Regions from separate parts of the Homo sapiens genome. Here region 1 is linked to region 2. Evidence: read pairs that join two places in POLR2A ChIA-PET (ENCODE). Cell type or tissue: HepG2. All regions are shown on one strand. Each heading gives the region's core, and the rest is flanking DNA. Links, peaks and the distances in the headings are about the cores only.

Evidence for each region. Peaks named below come from ENCODE experiments on the same cell type or tissue, not always from the same donor. Only the 100,000 strongest peaks of a DNase experiment are listed, where the experiment ranks them.
Region 1: POLR2A ChIA-PET joins it to region 2 with 10 read pairs; 12 of 35 experiments call an interaction of 5 or more read pairs at or near these places.

Annotation. Positions count from the first base shown.
Region 1 is chr12:52,921,699-52,932,097 of GRCh38, reverse strand. It overlaps a transcript of KRT8 not described here. Among named protein-coding and RNA genes, the nearest start is that of KRT8, 22 kb to the right of the region's middle. In HepG2, for the core only: a CTCF peak has its summit at 4,458 (motif pointing right); DNase peaks (open chromatin) are centred at 4,577, 5,867 and 6,817; H3K4me3 peaks cover 3,024 bases.
Region 2 is chr12:52,987,862-52,998,260 of GRCh38, reverse strand. No RefSeq gene overlaps it. Among named protein-coding and RNA genes, the nearest start is that of EIF4B, 13 kb to the left of the region's middle. In HepG2, for the core only: no CTCF peak of the experiment used is centred there; DNase peaks (open chromatin) are centred at 4,607, 5,050 and 5,450; H3K4me3 peaks cover 312 bases.

The sequences.
Region 1 (10,399 bases), core at 1,471-9,470, 66 kb after region 2:
AAAAAGAATGATTTACCAGGTGCCTATAATCCCAACAATTTGGGAAGCAGAGGCGGGCAGATTACTTGAGTCCAGGAGTTCAAGAGCAGCCTGGGCAACATGGCAAATCTCTGTCTCTACAAAACATAAACATATGGCCAAGCGCAGTGGCGCATGCCTGTAATCCCAGCACTTTGGGAGGCCAAGGCAGATGGATCACTTGAGGTCAGGAGTTTGAGACCAGCCTGGCCAACATGGTGAAACCCCATCTTTACTAAAATTACAAAAATTAGCCAGACATGGTGGCGGGCACCTGTAATCCCAGCTACTCAGGAGGCTGAGGCAGGAGAATTGCTTGAAACTGGAAGGCGGGGTTTACAGTGAGCCAAGATCACATCACTGCAATCCAGCCTGGGCAACAAGAGCGAAACTCCGTCTCAAATATATATATATATATATATGGGGAGCCAATGAGTAGTGGAGAAAGGAAGAGGTGGGAGATAAAGTGGGAAAGGTTAGTGAAGACCAGGTCAAGAAGAGCCTTGTTAGACCTTGAAGAGTTTGCACTGCCTTAGTTTTCAACTTTGTTTTGTACCAGCTATGATTGGGAACATGTCATGAATGCAGGTGCCCAATATCATCCCAGACCTGCAGAATAATACTCTCTGGGATTGGGGCTGGATCTCTACAACAAGTTCCCTAGGAAATTACCAAAAACCAAGGGAAACTATTTTAGAATCTGGGGAGACACTGGCCGGGCATGGTGGCTCACGCCTATAATCCCAGTACTTTGGGAGGCCGAGGCGGGAGGATCACGAGGTCAGGAGATTGAGACCATCCTGGCTAACACAGTGAAACCCTGTCTCTACTAAAAATGCAAAAAATTAGCCAGGCTTGATGGCGGGTGCCTGTAGTCCCAGCTACTCGGGAGACTGAGGCAGGAGAATGGCATGAACCCGGGAGGCGGAGCTTGCAGTGAGCCGAGATCATGCCACTGCACTGCAGCCTGGGCAACAGAGCGACACTCTGTCTCAAAAAAAAAAAAAAGAATCTGGGGGAGACACTGAAGCTAAAAGTGGGGAAGCATCATGATCAAAACTGCAGTTTGACAAGAACATGCTAGCCAGATGTCTTGGAAAGATTTGAAAAGACAAGAGTGGAGATTACTGCAATCATCTAGATAAGTAGTAATAATGACTCAAACTAAGAGAGAATCAGTGGAAATATACGGAAGAAAGTAGATTCAAAGGAAATTTAGGGGCTGGGTACAGAGGTTCATGCCTGTAATGCCAGCACTTTGGGAGGCCAAGGTGGGAGGATTGCTTGAGCCCAGGAGCTCAAGACCAGCCTGGCAACAGAGCAAGACCCTGTCTCTACAAAAAATAAAAATATTAGCCAGGTGTGGTGGTGCATGCCTGTAGTCTCAGCTACTCAGGAGGCTGAGGTGGGAGGATCACTTGAACCCAGGAGGTCTAGGGCACAATGAGCTGTGATTGTGCCACTGCACTTCAGCCTGGGTGACGGAGTAAGACTTTGTCTCAAAAAAAGGAAAAAAAGAACAACAACAAAAAAAGGAAAGTTTGGAAGACAGAATTGGGGGCCGGGCGTGGTGGCTCATGCCTGTAATGCCAGCACTTTGGGAGGCTGAGGCGGGTGGATCGCCTGAGGTCGAGAGTTCGAGACCAGCCTGACCAACATGGAGAAACCCCATCTCTACTAAAAATACAAAATTAGGTGTGATGGCACATGCCTATAATCCCAGCTTCCCAGCTACTCAGGAGGGTGAGGCAGCAGAATCGCTTGAACCTGGGAGGCAGAGGTTGCAGTGAGCCTAGATTGTGCTATTGCACTCCAGCCTGGGCAACAAGAACGAAGCTCTGTCTCAAGAAAAAAAAAAAAAATGATAGAATTGGCAGGACTTGGCTTCTAATTGGATGTAAAGGGAAAGAAGCAGCAATAATAGTAACAATAATAACACTGAACATCTATGATGTATCAGGCACCATTCTATGTGCTTTACATGTATCACATTATTTAACATAGCAATCCTGTGAGAGGTTCTAGTGCCATCCTCAGCACTTTTGCTGACTCCAGGCTTCTTGCTTTGGAGGCAGTGATGTCCACCAGAGAGGAATTATGAGAGGAAGTGAGGCCTGGAGGATGGCATTGGATAATGACTTGAGTTTGGAAGCTGTGAGTTTGAGGCTTAGGTGGGACATCCAGGCAGCAATTAGAAACTTGGGTCTGTAGCTCCGAGGAGAGTCTGGAGATGTTGATCTGGGATTCATCATCCCTGAGAGTGGATGGGAATTGGCCTGAAGAGGTGGAGGCAGGGAGGTGGGAATCCTAACACTCAAGAGCAAGGCTCTTAATCTGGCCTCTGTGGGTGGCTTTCACAAATGCATGTGCCCCTTCAGCTGCATGGGAGATGCTAGCAATCTCTGATTGTGCATTAGAGTCTCAAAGGGGAGCATGAACCACCAAGAAGATTAATGATTACAGGTGTAAGTGGTGAATAGATAAAAAGGATTCAAGGAAGAAGACTGGAAAGGAGTGGCCAGAGAGATAGCAAGAAATGCAGAAGGCAATGTCAGGAAGCCAAAGGAATTGTCTTTTAAGAAAGGCGGTTGGACGAGGTGGCTCACGCCTATAATCCCAGCACTTTGGGAGGCTGAGGTGGGCAGATCACCTGAGGTCAGGAGTTCAAGACCAGCCTGGCCAACATGGTGAAACCCTGTCTCTACTAAAAATACAAAAAAATCAGCTGGGCGTGGTGGTGGGCACCTGTAATCCCAGCTACTCAGGAGGTTGAGGCAAGAGAATGGCTTCAGCCTGGGAGGTGGAGATTGCAGTGAGCTGAGATCGAGATCATACCGCTGCACTCTAGCCTGGGCGAATGAGTGAGAATCTGGAAAAAAAAAAAAAAAAAAGAAAGGAAGGAAGGAAGGAGGAGTGGTCAGTGGTATCCACTATTCCAGGGATGCAGGGAAGAAAAGATTTGAAAAGAGTCCATCAAATTTGGCTAGGAGTTGATCATTAGTTTAGCCATTTCCATGGATGGTGGCTAGGGTTGGGGATGTAGGAGGAGGTGAAAAATTGACAACGAGTATGGTCTCCCCTCTTGGGAAGCTTGGCTGTAGAGGCAAGGAGAGAGGGCTGTAGTGGGTGTGGGACATGGGTCAAGGATGATTCCCTTTCTATTTTTGTTTTTTGAGTTGGAGTTTCACTCTTGTTGCCCAGGCTGGAGTGCAATGGCACGATCTTGTCTCACTGCAACCTCCACCTCCCGGGGTCAAGCGATTCTCTCGCTTCAGCCTCCTAAGTAGCTAGGATTACAGGCACCTGCCACCACGCCCAGCTAATTTTTTGTATTTTTAGTAGAGATGGGGTTTCACTATGTTAGCCAGGCTGGTCTCGAACTCCTGACGTCAGGTGATCCACACACCTCGGACTCCCAAAGTGCTGGGATTACAGGCGTGAGCCACTGTGCCCAGCCCCTTTCTTTCTTTTTTTAAAGGAAGAAGTGACATGAGCATGACTACAAGTAGAGGGGAATAAAATTCAGCCTGGGATGGGGGTGGGAGGAGTATGGCAAGGGAGAGATACTATTTGATGAGACAAGGTTCTGTGTGTGAAGGGAGGGGTGTGTGGATCAGAGCACTGGTGGAGGTCTGGCCCTGGGCAGAGGAAGTGCCATCTCCACCTCCAAGGGGAGGTAAGGGTGGGAATGGACATGCATAATGGTAGGGGCATTGTTAAGGATGGTGGTGGTGCACTGGGGGCTCCTTGGGACACCAAGATTCTTGTGACTAGCAGAAGAGAAGGAGTGATGGTGTCATCTGTGACTCCAGCCACATTGCTTTGGGCTCTCAGAGGAGACACACTCTTCTGCTCTGAAGCCTTTGCTGTCTTTTCCTTAGCCTGAGACATCCTCCTTCAGGAAGCCTTCCCAGACTGACACCTCCAATCTACTCACTTCCCAGCAGCAGACTCAGTTCTCCATGCCTTCTTTTCCCCAGCACAAAGGCCAAGAGCGCTCCCTGTTTTTGTTTTTGTTTTTGAGACAGAGTCTTGCTTTTGTTGCCCAGCCTGGAGTGCAATGGTGCAATCTTGGCTCACTGCAACCTGCGCCTCCCGCCTCTCAAGCGATTCTCCTTGATTACAGGTGCCTGCCACCAAGCCTGGCTAATTTTTGTATTTTTAGTAGAGACAGGGTTTCACCATGTTGGCCAGGCTGATTTCGAACTCCTGACCTCAGGTGATACACCTGTTTTGGCCTCCCAAAGTGCTGGGATTACGGGAGTGAGCCATCGCGCCTGGCTGAGCACTCCCTGTTCTAGAGGCTGTCTGTCTCTGGTTGCAGTTGAGAAGACACATGGAGGGACTGGGAGAGGACAAGAACATGTGTGTCTGTAAAGCAGGTGGCTTCCCCCTCAGGACTGCCCATCCCCAGATTTCAGGCTCGGCTCTGCCCACAAGGGGGTGCTCAGTCAGAGAAGGCCTGGCTGGCATGGTGTGGACAGTGGCCCAGTTGGCAGGCAGGCAGCAGGGCCCTCGCGACTCCACCCCTGGCCAGGACCTTTGCTCCCAGCCCTGATGGCTCTGGCCTTGTTGCCATGGCCACCCCTTAGTTTGGGACAAACAGAGCTCTTCCTCCTCCTGTTCAGCCTCCTAACACCCAAGTGTCTCCCTAGGGACAGGCAGGAATTCCAAGTGTCCAGGCTCCCCACCCTTTCCCCAGGGGAGGCCCAAGGGTGGTGAGTCACTGAATCTGGGCCCCTCTTCACCCTCTCACTGTTCTCTGGCTTGTCCTGCTGCTCCCTTGGGCCCACCTATTTCCTGCTGGAGTTGGGGAGGGGTGGAGAGAAGGACTGGAACTCTCCTGGGTCTATCAAACTGAGTGGTGGTGAAGGTGAAGGGGTCTTCCTGTCCTGAATCTCCTCCCTGGGGTGTGTCCAGGCTGTGGACACCCTTCTGAGGCTTAGCTCCCATCTCTGGTATCCATGAAACAATCACAGCTTCTTTCCTCCCTTGGGGGGAATCCTTGGGGTCCAGGGTAAGGGACAGAAGATAGGAAAAAAGCAATGTGGGAGAGAGGAGATAGGGTCAGAGTAGAGAAGAGGACTCATGGGATAGAATTGAATCATTCATTCATTCATTCATTCATTCATTCATTCATTCAGTGAATCAAACAAGTTCCTGTGCTGGGTGTGGAGGGAAGCAGAAACATGTATAAGACACGCCCCTACTTTTGAGGAAGATGCCTTGGCGCTGATGTGCGGGCCCTGGACTTAGGGTACAGGACTCCGGTTTGAGCTCTGACTACTACTTGCTGGGCACATTACTTCTTAGAGCCTTGGATTCCTCATCTGTAAATAAGGATAAGAAGACTGAACTCCCAAGGTCCTTGTGAGGGTCAAATGAGACAAATATGGAAAATGCCTCATTAATAGTGGATGTTCAGTGCATGCTAAATGACTGTGGATCAGGTTTACAATCAGGGAGGGGAGCTCAGACATGCCCACAGCAAGTGTAACCCAGCCCAGGGGTGTAACAAAGCCCTATTCTTGGGGTCTCTATAGGAGTGGCCACTTCCGGCAGAGGTGACTGGGGCAGGCTTTGTGGGGAGGTGCCTGATGCATGATTTTCATTCAGCAAATGTTTGCGGAATGAATGGGGTGAGCTGGAGCCAGGACCTGCAGGAAGGGTAAGGTTTCAACAGGTGCAGGTGACAAGGAGGTGCTTCAGGAGAGGAGGGCACAGTCCTGGGGGTGGGGTGGGGAGGGCAGCTAGTGCCAGGTGGGGAAGGCTAAGCCTCAGCCACCAGATGAGGAATTTGACCTTTATTCTGAAGGCAACGGGAAGCTCTGGGCTAGGGAGTGACAGGATCAAAGCAGTGTTTGTAGAAGATCAGTCTGGCTGGGCACTGGAGAGGATACCTGAGCGAGCAGGAGAGGTGGTGGGGGGCGGGGGGCAGGGACACACCAGGCAGAGGGACAGTGTGTACATGTCTAGAAGTCTCAGGACAGGCAATTATGTCACCCCCTTCCACTCTGCAGAGGGGGCCTCTCGCACCAGCCTGTCTCCAGGGCAGGTCTCACCAGCCTGCTAGGAGGGAGCTTGAAAGGGAGGTGGGGAATTTCTCAGGGACACAGAGAACATGAGAACACTGCCTCCTTTCTCCTCCTTCCTCCCCTACCTGGGGCCCAGCTCAGAGTAATGGGCCCTGAGGGGGAGAGAAACGCAGCCCTGGAACTGGAACCTGGGTCCCTTTGTTGGTAGGCTCCACCTCCTGTCCTCTAAGATAGAGGGCTGGAAGAGACAAAGAAACTATTAGGCCCCATTAAGAACTGTGCATAAACCCTAGAACTCAGGAACAGAGGGATAATTGAGGTGATAGTATTGCCCAGCCCTGGAGCCCAACTTTCCTTGAAGGGGAAATTTCTGGCCTGGGGCTGGCTGGTAGGAATCTAAAGCCTTAGCCTTTGTGGAGATGAATCATCCTAATCTATCTCTTTGACCCCACCTCCGCCAAAGAGATCCCTTTTGCTCCAATCTCATTCCTGAATGTGCCACACTTCAGGTATCAATGGGGCAAGGCCAGGATGACGGAGGGGGATACCTGCAGGGGAAGAGGTGTTGAGCAGGTTTCTGAAAATGGTGACCATTTCAGACCCTAAATGGCGCCATTCATACCTAAGTGCTGAGTGGTCTCACAGTTTTAGGTATGCTTCGGGGCCCACAGTCTCTCCCAGCCTCCAGCCCTGACTCAGCCTGAGCCCCTGGGAGCCAGAGATAGCTATCCCAGCTATTCAGAGGAAGGAGATAAGGTTTATGGCTCTGGACAGGCTCACCCTGGGGAGACTGTGCATACACACCTCCTCCAGCTGCATTCCTCCCGGTCCTGACCTTGTCTTACTCAGTCTTTTCCTGGAATTACTACAGGAAATAGTGAGCTGTCTGAACGCACCATTTTCAGAAAACTGCCTAGCACCTCCTCCCCTGAAGGTATCCCCTCAATCATCCCGGCCTTGCCCCATTGAGGTCTATACAACATCTTTTTCTTGGCTTCTGGGCAGGCCTGATCCCATCTAGGACCAGTGAGAAGGGGGCCCAGCCCTGTTCCTTTTCCACAGACGCATCCTCCCCATTCCTGGTCACTCATTTCTGCTCCAATGACTCCTTGAATTAGTAAGTCCTTCCTTCAGTCTACCCTTTCACTCCCTTTCGGTGCTTAGTTAAGGAGAGGATGCTCCTCTGTGCGTTGGCTGTTGCCGCAGACCACAGAGTACAGCTGAGGGTCCACTTCACTCCAGGAGCCCTTTAGCTGAGGGGAGGAAGGCAAAAGACAGAAGGAACGGTGAATTCTTAGAGAAGAGTGCATGGTCTTTTCCCATCACAGTAGTGTCCTATACAGTAGTGTCCTATACAAGCAATTATCTTTACAAATTACAATTATCTTTACAATTATCTTTACAAACATTATCATCATATAATTTATTTTATTTTTAAATTTTTATTTATTTTTTTGAGACAGGGTCTGGCTCTGTCGCCCAAGCTGGAATGCAGTGGCCTGTCATAGTTCACTGCAGCCTCAATCTAATTTATTTTACATATGAGAGAACAAAAGCTGAGAGCCCAAATCAAGTATGATTTTTTTTTTTTTTTTTGAGACGGAGTCTCCCTCTGTCGCCCAGGCTGGAGTGCAGTGGCGCAATCTCAGCTCACTGCAAGCTCCGCCTCCCGGGTTCATGCCATTCTCCTGCCTCAGCCTCCCTAGTAGCTGGGACTACAGACGCCCGCCACCATGCCCGCCTAATTTTTTTGTATTTTTAGTAGAGACAGGGTTTCACCGTGTTAGCCAGGATGGTCTCGATTTCCTGACCTTGTGATCTGTCTGCCTCAGCCTCCCAAAGTGCCGGGATTACAGGCATGAGCCACTGCGCCTGGCCTAATGTATGATTTTAAGTATAATGCTTTTGGCCGGGTGTGGTGGGTGGCTCACAACTCGGCTCATGCTGAGGCAGGCGGATCACCTGAGGTCAGGAGTTTGAGGCCAGCCTGGCCAACATGGTAAAACCCCGTCTCTACTGAAAAAATACGAAAATTAGCCAGGCGTGGTGGCGGGCGCCTGTAATCCCAGCTACTCGGGAGGCTGAGGCAGGAGAATCGCTTGAACCCGGGAGGCGGAGGTTGCAGCGAGCAGTGATCATGCCACTGCACTCCAGCCTGGGCGAGAGCGAGGCTCCGTCTCGAAAAAAAAAATATATAATGCTTTTCTCACTACACTGCAAGCACTTTAGGCAATTCAAAGCTCTAAAATCCATATTAATTTAAATGTAATAATACAGGTAATTTTAATAATTTCAAAAATTAATAATTAGTAATAAAAATAATTTAGAGCCGGGCGTGGTGGCTCACGCCTGTAATCCCAGTATTTTGGGAGGCCGAGGCGGGCGGATCACGAGGTCAGGAGATTGAGACCATCCTGGCTAACAAGGTGAAATCCCGTCTCTACTAAAAATACAAAAATTAGCCAGGCGTGGTGGCTGGCGCCTGTAGTCCCAGCTACTCGGGAGGCTGAGGCAGGAGAATGGCGTGAACCCAGGAGGCAGAGCTTGCAGTGAGCTGAGATTAAGCCACTGTACTCCAACCTGGGCAACACAGCGAGACTCCATCTCAAAAACAAAACAAAACAAAACAAAACAATTTAGGAATAAATGGTCCTGCCCCTTCATTATATAGATGAGGCAACTGTAGCTCAGAGAGGAGCAGTAACTTGTCCAATGTCACACAGCAATTTAGAGACCGAGTTGAGACTAGAACACAGGCTATTTGATTTCCAAACTTATGTTTTCCTGCTACTGCACATTCTTCTAGGAATAGTCTAAAACAATTCTCAAAACAAAAATTTAACTTAATTTCATTTAATTTTCATCATAAACCTTAGAACGCTTTGATTTTAATCACACATCCTAGAGCACTTTGGAGGTAGTGGTAGGAATTTGCAGAAGTGCAATGATGTGAGGGAGGGTCAGTTCACAGGACGAGTGGGAGGGCAGAGAGCTGGGAGCCTGGCTACGGAACCCTCACTCAGCTGTCCTGGGCTTCCTGAGCTTCCCCAGATCAGCGGGGAAGCTCCTGGAGGTCTTCTGGAAGGCACCTTCCTTTATCAGAGGTGTTGGCCGATCAGTTCAAGCTCTCATGCTGGCTGCAGAATCTGCCTTCCTGCCTCCTGCATCTCCCAGACTGTCTGCCTAGATCCAGGGGACTGGGAAGCTAAACTTTGGGTTTTGGAGCCAGAAGAGCTGGGTGGAATTCTGATCCTAGCACTTAGATGCTACATGACTTAGGAAGTAGATGGAAAGTTTCTGAACTTTCATCTCCTCATCTGTAAAATGAGGTTATTTGTACTTTCCTTATAGGTTTGTTTATTTATTTATTTTGAGACAGAGTCTTGCTCTGTCGCCAAGGCTGGAGTGCAGTGACACAAATTCAGCTCACTGCAAAGTCTGCCTCCTGGGTTCAAGCGATTCTCCTGCCTCAGCCTCCCGAGTAGCTGGAATTACAGGCATGTGCCACCACGCCTGGCTAATTTTTGTATTTTCAGTAGAGACGGGGTTTCGCCATGTTGGCCAGGCTGGCCTTGAACTTCTGAGCTCAAGTAATCCACCCACCTCAGCCTCCTAAAGTGTTAGGATTACAGGCGTGAGCCACCGTGCCTGGCCTCCTCATAGATTTAATTGTGAGGAATAAATGCAGTTATAAAAACCTATGGTACAGGGAGTGCCTGCCATATGGTACTGTCTTCAGGGAGAGAGGGAGGTATAAGGTGGGGAGGAGAGACATGGCTTTGGAGGCAGACGGGGTCCAGTTCTGGCTCTCCCATTTGCTACATTTTTTTTTTTTTTTTTTTTTTTTTTTTTTTTTTTTTAGAGACAGGGTCTCACTCTGTCACCCAGTGCCATTGTTACTCACAGGTGCAATTATGGTACACTACAGCCTCAAACTCTTGGGCTCCAGTTATCCTCTTGCTTAGCCTCCCAAGTAGCTGGAAATACAGGTGTGCACCACTCTGCCTGGATAATTAGAACAATTTTTTTGTGGGGGAGAGGGGTATAGACAGGGTCTTGCTGTGTTGTCCAGGCTGGTCTTGAATTCCTAGCCTCAAGCCATCCTCCCACTTTGGCCTTCCAAAGTGCTGGGATTACAGGTGTGAGCCACTGTGCCAAGCAGTGCACATTGCTTTTAATCCTGAGGCTCAGTGTTCTCCACTCTAGAATGCAGATAATGCTTATTTTATAGTTTCTGTAAGAATTAAAAGCTTTACCACCTTAAGGAAACTGCTAGGCCATGGGGGAATAGCTGAACCCATGCCCAGCTCTGGGAGATCCGGCCACAGCTGGGGATGCACAATCAG
Region 2 (10,399 bases), core at 1,207-9,206:
AACATGACATATTCAAAAGTTCCAGGGATTTAGATTTGGAGATCTTTGGGAGGATATAACCACAAAAGGATATAACAGAATCTAGAGTCTCTACAATGTAACATTCACAATGTCCAGGATATGGGCCAGGTGTGGTGGCTCATGCCTGTAATCCCAGCACTTTGGGAGGCCGAGGTGGGTGGATCATGAGGTCAGGAGTTTGAGACCAGCCTGGCCAACATAGTGAAACCCCGTCTCTACTAAAAATACAAAAAATTAGCTGGGTGTGGTGGCGGGCACCTGTAGTCCCAGCTACTTGGGAGGCTGAGGCAGAAGAATTGCTTGAACCCAGGAGGCAGAGGTTGCAGTAAGTGGAGATTGCACCACTGCACTCCAGCCTGGGCGACAGAGTGAGATTCAGTTAAAAAAAAAAAAAAAAAAAAAAAAAAAAAAAAAAAAGAAAAGAAAAGAAATAATGAATATCAGAGTAGAGATAAATGAAATTGAAATGAAGAAAACAATACAAAAGATCAACAAAACAAAAAGTTTTCCTGAAAAGATGAACGAGATTGAGAAACCTTTAGCCAGACTAAGAAAAAAAAAGTGAAAACCTGAATAAATAAAATCAGAAATGAAAAAGGAGACATTACAACTAGTACTGCAGAAATTCAAATGATCATTAGTGGCTACTGTGAGCAACTATATGTCAATAATTTTGGAAATCTAGAAGAAATGGATAAATTCCTAGGCACAGAAAGTGGATTAGTGGCTGTCTAAGTTTGGGAGCATAGAAGAAGTAGGGGCAGAAGAAGTTGGGAGGATGGAAGAAGGAGTGGTAACTGCTAAAGGGTATCGGTTTTTTTTTCAGGGTAATGAAAATACTCTAAAATTGATTGTAATGATAGCTGCATCACTCTGTGAGCATACTAAAAACAGCTTGTGTATTTTATTTTTATTTTTATTTATTTATTTTTGAGATGAAGTTTCACTCTTGTTGCCCAGGCTGGAGTGCAATGGTGCGATCTTGACTCACTGCAACCTCCACCTTCTGGGTTCAAGCGATTCTTCTGCCTCAGCCTCCTGAGTAGCTGGGATTACAGGCATGGGCTACCACGCCTAGCTAACTTGTATTTTTAGTAGAGACGGGGTTTCACCATGTTGGCCAGGCTGGTCTCGAACTCCTGATCTCAGGTGATCTACCCACCTCAGCCTCCCAAAGTGCTGGGATTACAGGTGTGAGCCACCACACCTGGCCAATTGTATACTTTCAATGGGTGGATTGTTTGGTATGTTAACTGTATCTCAAAGCTGTTTTTAAAAAAACGTAGGCAAAATAAACACATATTCAGATACAAGAAAACTAAGAATTCATTGCCAATAGACTGTATTTAAGCCAGCTGGGCAAGGTGGCTCACGCCTGTAATCCTACCACTTTCGGAGGCTGAGTTGGGCAGACTGTCTGAGCTCAGGAGTTTGAGACCAGCCTGGGCAACAGGCAACCCCGTCCCTACTGAAAATACAAAAAATTAGCTGAGTGTGGTGGTGCACACCTGTAGTCCCAGCTACTCAGGAGGCTGAGGCACGAGAATCCCTTGAACCTGGGAGGCAGAGGTTGCAGTGAGCCAAGATCACGCCACTGCACTCAAGCCTGGGCAACAGAATGAGACTCGTCTCAAAAAAATAAAAGATAAGAAAGAACTGTATTACAGCCAAACTAAAGGAAGTTCTTCAAACTAAGGGGAAATGATACCAGAGGGAAATGCATATATTTAGGAAGGAATAAAGAGTATTTATATAGTAGGTTACCAGGTAAGTGTAAAAGGCATATTTTCGTCTTAATTTCTTTTTCAAAATTATTTTTATTTATGATTTATTTATTAAAAATACTACAGGCCGGGCACGGTGGCTCACGCCTGTAATCTCAACACTTTAGGAGGCCAAGGCGGATGGATCACCCGAGGTCAGGAGTTCAAAACCAGCCTGACCAACATGGAGAAACCCCATCTCTACTAAAAATACAAAGTTAGCCGGGTGTAGTGGCAGACGCCCTTAATCCCATCTACTCAGGAGGCTGAGACAGGAGGATTGCTTTGAACCCAGGAGGCGGAAGTTGCAGTGAGCCAAGATCACGCCATTGCACTCCAGCCTGGGCAACAGGAGTGAAACTCTGTCTCAAAAACAAACAAACAAAAAAAACCAAAAAAACCCCAAAACCCTATAATACGCATATTTGCTTTTCTGTGGGCCTTTTTTTTTTTTTTGTTTTGAGTTGTAAGCTCATTCTGTCATCCAGGCTGGAGTGCAGTGGCACGATCTTGGCTCACCACAACCTCCATTTCCCAGGTTCAAGCGATTCTCCTGCCTCAGCCTCCTGAGTAGCTGGGATTACAGGCACACACACCACGACGCCCAGATTATTTTTAGTAGAGATGGGGTTTCACCGTGTTGGCCAGGCTGGTCACGAACTCCTGACCTCGAGTGATCAAGCCTCGGCTTCCCAAAGTGCTGGGATTACAGGTGTGAGCCATTGCGCTTGGCCCTGTGTTTTTTTAAGAGACAAGGTCTTATTCTGTCACCCAGGCTGGAGTGCAGTGGCCTTAAATCTCTGTGCTCAAGCAATCCTCCTACCTCAGCCCCCCAGGCAGCTGGGACTACAGGTGTGTGCCACCACACTCAGCTTATTTTTATTTTTTATATGTTTTTGGTAGAGACTGGGATTTCACTATGTTGCCCAGGGTGGTCTCGAACTCCTGGCCTCAAGCAGTTCTCTTGTCTCGGCCTCCCAAAGTGTTGGGATTACAGAGGCATAAACCACCATGCCCTGCCCCTCTTAATTTATTTGAAATACACTTGACTGCCAAAAGCAAATATTAGAACATGGTCTTGGGGAATTATAATGTATTTAAATGTAATACATACAACTATAGCTAAAACATAGTGGGAACTGGGCCAGGCGTGGTGGCTCATGCCTATAATCCCAACACTTTGGAAGGCCGAGGCAGGATGATCCCTTGAGCCCAGGTATTGGAGACCAGCCATGGGCAACATGGTGAAATCCTATTTCTACAAAAAAAAAAAAAAAAAAAAAAAAAATAGCTGGGCGTGGTGGTGTGTGCCCATAGTCCCAGCTACTCAGGAAGCTGAGGTGGGTGGGTCACTTGAGCCCGGGAGTTCGAGATTGCACTGAGCTGTGATTGCCACTGCACTCCAACCTGGGTGACAGGAAGACCCTGTCTCAAAAACAAACAAACAAACAAACAAATAAATGAATGAAAAGAAGGCTGGGCGTGGTGGCTCACACCTGTAATCCCAGCACTTTGGGAGGCCAAGGTGGGCGGATCATGAGGTTAGGAGTTCGAGACTAGCCTGACCAACATAGCGAAACCCCGTCTCTGCTGAAAAAATACAAAAATTATCCGGGCATGGTGGCGGGCACCTGTAATCCCAGTTACTCAGGAGGCTGAGGCAGGAGAATTGCTTGAACCCAGCAGGTGGAGGTTGCAGTGAGCCGAGATTCCTCCACTGCACTCCAGCCTGGGTGACAGAGTAAGACTCCATCTCAAAAAAAAAAAAAAAAAAAAGTTAAAAAATAAATAAATTAAAAAGAAGACCGGGTGCAGTGGCTCATGCCTGTAATCCCAGCACTTTGAGAGGCCAAGGTGGGCGGATCATGAGGTTAGGAGTTCAAGCCCATCCTGGCCAATATGGTGAAACCCCGTCTTTACTAAAAAATACAAAAATTAGCCAGGCATGGTGATGCTCGCCTGTAGTCCCAGCTACTCAGGAGGCTGAGGCTGGAGAATCTCTTGAACCCGGGAGGTGGAGGTTGCAGTGAGCCGAGATTGCACCACTGCACACCAGCCTGGGCGACAGAGCAAGACTCCATCTCAAATAAATAAATAAATAAATAAATAAATAAATAAATAAATAAGGCCGGGTGCGGTGGCTCACGCCTGTAATCCCAGCACTTTGGGAGGCTAAGGCGGGCGGATCACGAGGTCAGGAGATCGAGACCATCCTGGCTAACACGGTGAAACCCCGTCTCTACTAAAAATACAAAAAATTGGCTGGGTGTGGTGGTGGGCACCTGTAGTCCCAGCTACTCGGGAGGCTGAGGCAGGAGACTGGTGTGAACCCGGGAGTTGGAGCTTGCAGTGAGCCGAGATCACGCCACTGCACTCCAGCCTGGGCGACAGAGTGAGATTCCGTCTCAAACAAACAAACAAACAAACAAACAAACACTTTTCAGGAAAATCACATAAATTGGTCTTCCTGAACATTTTACATGGGAACTGGTACTATCCAGAGCCTACTGTGCAGGTTTTTGCTCCAGTTCAGTCTTTAGGAGCTATGCAGAGCAAGAGTAAAGAGAAGAAATGCAATATAGGGGGAAGGAAAGTAGGTAGAATTCAGAATAGCCTTTTTGACTCTAAGGAATTTGAAATATGCAAAGGTTGTAACACAAGAACATTTTGAATCTTCATCTGTGGAGAAGCAGCAGGCACCCCCTCAGCAGTGTGACCAGGAGATATGAAAGATATAGCCAGGTCACCTCCCAGGGGTAGGTTCTGTCACTTACAGACAGAACCTTGGCATGAAACACTGGGCTAGTGTAGGGTTCTGTTGTGATGGCTGCTCCCTGGTGGCATTCCACAAGGTTCTCTCCTCAGCACTCCTCTCTTTTTGTACCAAAGGCTGCAAATGCCAGTGTCTCCAGGAGCCAGGTAGATGATGTGAATGATTTAAGCAGCCTGGCAAGCATGTGGCAAACTGCAGAGCACATGTTCCATGTGGCAGAAACATTTACTGCTCACCCAATATCCATGAGCTGCCCCACGTTTCTCAGGCCCCTGATGAGGGTCCTGGGACTAGTTTCAGCAAATGGACGGTTAGTTCAAGTACCATTTCACTTTGTGTTGGAAGCATGTAAGTGCCACAAAGCAGCCCTTCAGCTCCGGCTCCCTGAAGGGATCATCCAGAGCGTAAATTGGAATAGCAGAGTCATGAGATATGTGCAGCCTGGATCCCTGAGTCATTGCAAGGAAGAAAGCTACCCTGGAGAGTTGCCTGATTCACCCTGGACTTTGCTCGAACAAGAAACAAATCTTCATTGTGTTAAGTTGCTGATATTTTGTCATTGTCGCCTAGCCTACTCTATGTACTTTCTTTAAAGGTGACAGTCACAACTCAACCCTGACTCTCATTGTCAACTGAAATAGGGCCCAACGTTACCAGATCTTCCAGTTTTTCAAGATAAACTAGATATATGGATTTTTTTTTGGTGAAATAGTCCAACATTTAAAAGTGGATAGTTAATTCAAAAAATCACAACCCTGTGTAGCCCAAATAAAGCACACCTGGGGCCAATTTAGCCCATGGGCCACCAGTTGCAACTTGTGCCCTGCCCTGTTTTCCTTAGTGACTTATCAATTCCCAAAGCTTCTGTTGTCACTCCTGTTCAGATGGGGGCAAAGACCCTATCTTTGTGTCAAAGCTCCTGGTGAGCTCAGTGAATGCCTTCAACCTTTCAACCATGTATTTCTAGCTTTAGCTTAAATGCTGGAGTGTAGCCCCAGCATGTTCTTTTTTTTTTTTTTTTTTGAGACAGAGTCTCACTCTATCCCTCACGCTGGAGTGCAGTGGCGTGATCTCGGCCCACTGCAACCTCCACCTCCTGGGTTCAAGTGATTCTCAAACCTCAGCTTCCCCCAAGCAGCTGGCATTACATGTGCCCACCACCATGCCCGGCTAATTTTTGTATTTTTAGTAGAGACAGACAGGGTTTTGCCATGTTGACCAGGCTGGTCTCAAACTGCTGACCTCAGGTGATCTGCCCACCTCAGCCTCCCAAAGTGCAGGGATTACAGGCATGAGCCACCGTGCCCAGCCTCAGAATGTTCTTTAAGCTGTCAGTCCTACCTGTCCCCCAACAGCATAAGTACACACTGTTAGGGGCCTAATGGCTCCTTCTTTCCTTTTTCTTTCTTTCTTTCTTTTTTTTTTTTTGAGATGGAGTCTTGCTGTGTCGCCAGGCTAGAGTGCAGTGGCACGATCTCAGCTCACTGCAATCTCTGCCTCCCGGGTTCAAGTGATTCTCCTGCCTCAGCCTCCCAAGTAGCTGGGATTACAGGTGCCTGCCAGTATGCCCAGGTAATTTTTGTATTTTTAGTAGAGATGGAGTTTCACCTTGTCGGCCAGGATGGTCTTGATCTCTTGACCTCGTGATCTGCCTGCCTCGGCCTCCCAAAGTGCTGGGATTACAGGTGTGAGCCACCGCGCCTGGCCTTTTCTTTTCTTTTTTAAGAGCTGGGTCTTGCTATGTTGCCCAGGCTGAGCTCCTGGGCTCAAGCAATCCTCTAGCCTCAGCCTTCCAAGTAGCTAGAACAATAGGCATATGCCACTGTTCTTGGCTCTAATGATTCTTTCTCATGGCTTGACTCTATCTCCTTTTCTTCACACATTTCCTATTCAACATTGACATTTCTTTATTAGCTTCTGACCCAGTAATTTACTTTCCCAGTTATGGCCTTACATTGCCCTTTGGACCTGACAGTCTTGCTCCTCTGATTAAACGTTTTTCCCTCAGTTTTTTACTCTTTGGAGATTTGGAGTCTGCCTTCCACTGCCCTGTGGGTTTGCCCTGAACTAGTCCTGAGTTTTCAGTTCATCTCTTACACATTTCACATTCAACATGTCTCAAGTGGAAAGGTTCATCTTTCTATTCCAGCTTCCCTATTGCTGTTAATGGTACTACTATCTTCCAAGTCATAGTCTCAAACCCTTGGTATCATATTAATCTCTCCATCCAAAACCAAGCCAATTATTCATTGACTCCCTACCATGTGCCCTGTTCTAGGCACTGAATAGACAATGACAAACTAAAAAAAGTCTGTATCCTCACGGAGCTTACATTATATTGGGCATGAACAGACAAACAAATATATAATAGGTTGGCTGGGCACGGTGGCTCATGCCTGTAATCCCAACACTTTGGGAGGCCAAGGCGGGTGGATCACCTGAGGTCAGGAGTTTGAGACCAGCCTGGCCAACGTGGTGAAACCCTGTCTCTACTAAAATACAAAAATTAGCCAGGCGTGGTGGTGGGCGCCTGTTATCCCAGTACTCGGGAGGCTGAGGCAGGAGAATTGCTTGAACCCAGGAGGTACAGGTTGCAGTGAGCCGAGATCATGCCACTGCACTCCAATCTGGGTGACAGAGTGAGACTCCATCTCAAAAAAATAAATAAATAATAATTATATATATATATATGTATAATAGGTCAGATGATGATAAGTGCCATGGAGAAATAGAAAGCCAGAGAGCTAGAGAATACGCCATGGGGGAAGAGTTGTATTTTATATTTAGTTGTCAAGTGCCAGAGGGACTGAAGTAGAGGTGAAGGAAGTAGAAATGTGAGAGCAAGGCCTAGTGATATCTGGGGAAGAGTGTTGCAAAGGCAAAGTGTGTTCTTGGCAGGCGAGGACCCTGAGGTGGTGCTTGGCATGTTTGCGGCCCAAGGAGACTGTTGTGGCTGGAACTTGGTGAGCAAGGGAGAAGGTGGTAGGGGTTCCTATCCTTCCCTTCTCCTCCGTCCCCATGAACTCCGCTCTAACTATGACTTTCCTTTCCCCTCTGTGCTGCTTCAGGAATTGTCCCACTTGAGTTCATCTCCGCCCATCCACCTAGCACATAGTTCCTGGATAAATCTCCCTGAAAGAGCGCTCTTACTGTGTCACCACATCTCTTTCCAAGGCCCTACTCTCCAGCATTGAAAGCTCTGCATGAACTGCCCTCAGCTTGCTTTTCCTACTATATCTGTCACCTCAACTTCTGCCTGGCCCGGAGCGGACGCTGGGCTTTTCCATGTTACTCATCATTCTCTTCATCTGGAATGCCTGCTCCCTCTTAGTCTTGCCAAATCCTTTGCAGGAGAAGCCCCTCCTACTTCAAGACATCTTCCCAAGACATCCTGTTGGCCTGGTCTCCCATTTAGTTGTGTATTTGGCTTATTTTATCCAGGTGGTATTTTATACACAGTTTTTTTCCTCTTCTTCAGGGCCTTGTAACATGTAAACCTCATTTCTGTTTTGGTTTTTTTTTGTTGTTTGTTTTTGTGTGTGTGTGTGTGTGTGTTTTTTTTTTGAGACGGAGTCTCGCTCTGTTGCCCAGGCTGAGGTGAAGTGGTGCGACCTTGGCTCACTGCAACCTCCACCTCCTGGGTTCAAGCAATTCTCCTGCCTCAGCCTCCTGAGTAGCTGAGACTACAGGTGTGTACCACCATGCCTGGCTAATTTTTGTATTTCTAGTAGCAATGGGGTTTCGCCATGTTGGTCAGGCTGGTCACAAACTCCTGACCTCAGGTGATCCACTTACCTCGTCCTCCTAAAGTGCTGGGATTACAGGCATGAGCCACCACGTCCAGCAGTTTTTGTTGTTTTTTAGAGTCAGAGTCTTGCTCTGTTGCCCACACTAGGGTGCAGTGGTGCAATCATGGCTTACTGCAACCTTGAACTCCTGGGCTCAAGCAATCCTCCTGCCTCAGCCTCCTGAGTAGCTGGACTACAGGCATGCACCACCACACCCAGTTAACTTCTAAAATTTTTTGTATAGATGGGTGTCTTGCTATGTTGCCCAGGCTGATCTCAAACTCCTGGCCTCAAGTGATCCTTCTGCCTTGGTCTCTCAGAGTGCTGGGATTACAGGTGTGAGCCACTGCACCCAGCCTAAACCTGTTTTTTTAATGTTCTTCTACTTTTTTTTTTTTTTTTGAGACAGAGTCTTGCTCTGTCACTGGGCTGGAGTGCAGTGGTGTGATCTCAGCTCACTGCAACCTCTGCCTCCCGGGTTCAAGCAATTCTCCTGCCTCAGCCTCCTGAGTAGCTGGAACTACAGGCGTGTGCCACCACGCCCAGCTAATTTTTGTATTCTTAGTGGAGATGGGGTTTCACCATGTTGGCCAGGATGGTCTCGATCTCTTGACTTCGTGATCCGCCTGCCTCGGCCTCCCAGAGTGCTGGGATTACAGGCATGAGCCACCACGCCCGGTCGTTTTGTTTATTTTTCTAATGAAGATTTCTGCTTGGGGAGTTCAGGTGGGGCTTTTTCTTGAGTAAATCCAACCACCTCTACCAAAGACTCTGTAGTTCCCACTTCCTGGGTTGGAGATTGTTAGTCAAAGGAGGAACTGGTGAGGACTTTGGCTAGAAATTTCCCACGTGGTATTTCAAAACCAAACCCAATTCTGGACCCAGACAGGAGAGCAGTTTGGGGTTGCTTATTAGGACAGGCTTGTTTGACACTAGCATACTAAAGTTCTCCTTCTTTTCCTTCTTACTTTCCAGTTCAGACTTTTGAATGATGGGGTATGTTTGAGAAGCAACTAAAAACCCAACCTCTGCCCCTTGGGAGTTTATTACAAATTTATAGTTAGTTGTATTTTCTTGGCAGGTATTGATAAGAAAGTAATTCACCTGATTAATGTTTTTATTGTATATCTGTGGATAAATGAGTAATGAATATATAAATAGTGGAGTATTATCTAATAGACAAATCAAAGGTAAATGTAATAGAGGAAGGAGCTATGGATAAACTCATCACAGAGCTGGGTCAAGTTACACTTTCTCCCACCTTGATCTTGTGTCTGTCTTAGTCAGTTCTGCTGTAACAAATTACTATAGACAGGGTGGCTTAAACAACAAACATTTCTTTTTTGTTTTTGAGACGGAGTCTCACTCTGTCGCCCAGGCTGGAGTGCAGTGGCTGGTGCAATCTCGACTCACTGCAACCTCCACTTCCCAGGTTCAAGCAATTCTCCTGCCTCAGCCCTCCGGAGTAGCTGGGACTACAGGGACCCACCACCACACCTGGCTCATTTTTATATTTTTAGACGGGGTTTCACCAGGTTTGCCAGGCTACTCTCGAACTCCTGACCTCAGGTGATCTCAGGTGATCCACTCACCTCGGCCTCCAAAAGTGCTGGGATTACAGGCGTGAGCCACCGCGCCCGGCCAACAACAAACATCTCTTTCTTTCTTTTTTTTTTTCTGAGACACAGTTTCGCTCTTGTCACCCAGGCTGGAGTGCAATGGCATGATCTCAGCTCACTGCAACCTCCGCTTCCTGGGTTCAAGTAATTCTCCTGCCTCAGTCTCCCAAGTAGCTGGGATTACAGGCATGTACCACCATGCTTAGCTAATTTTTGTATTTTTGTATTTTTTTTTGATGGAGTCTCGCTCTGTTGCCCAGGCCGGAGTGCAGTGGCACGATCTTGGCTCACTGCAACCTCCGCCTCCTGGGTTCAAGCGATTCTCCTGCCTCAGCCTCCCGGGTAGCTGGGACTACAGGCACCCGCCACCACACCTGGCTAATTTTTGTAGTTTTAGTAGAGACGGGGTTTCACCATGTTGGCCAGGCTGGTCTC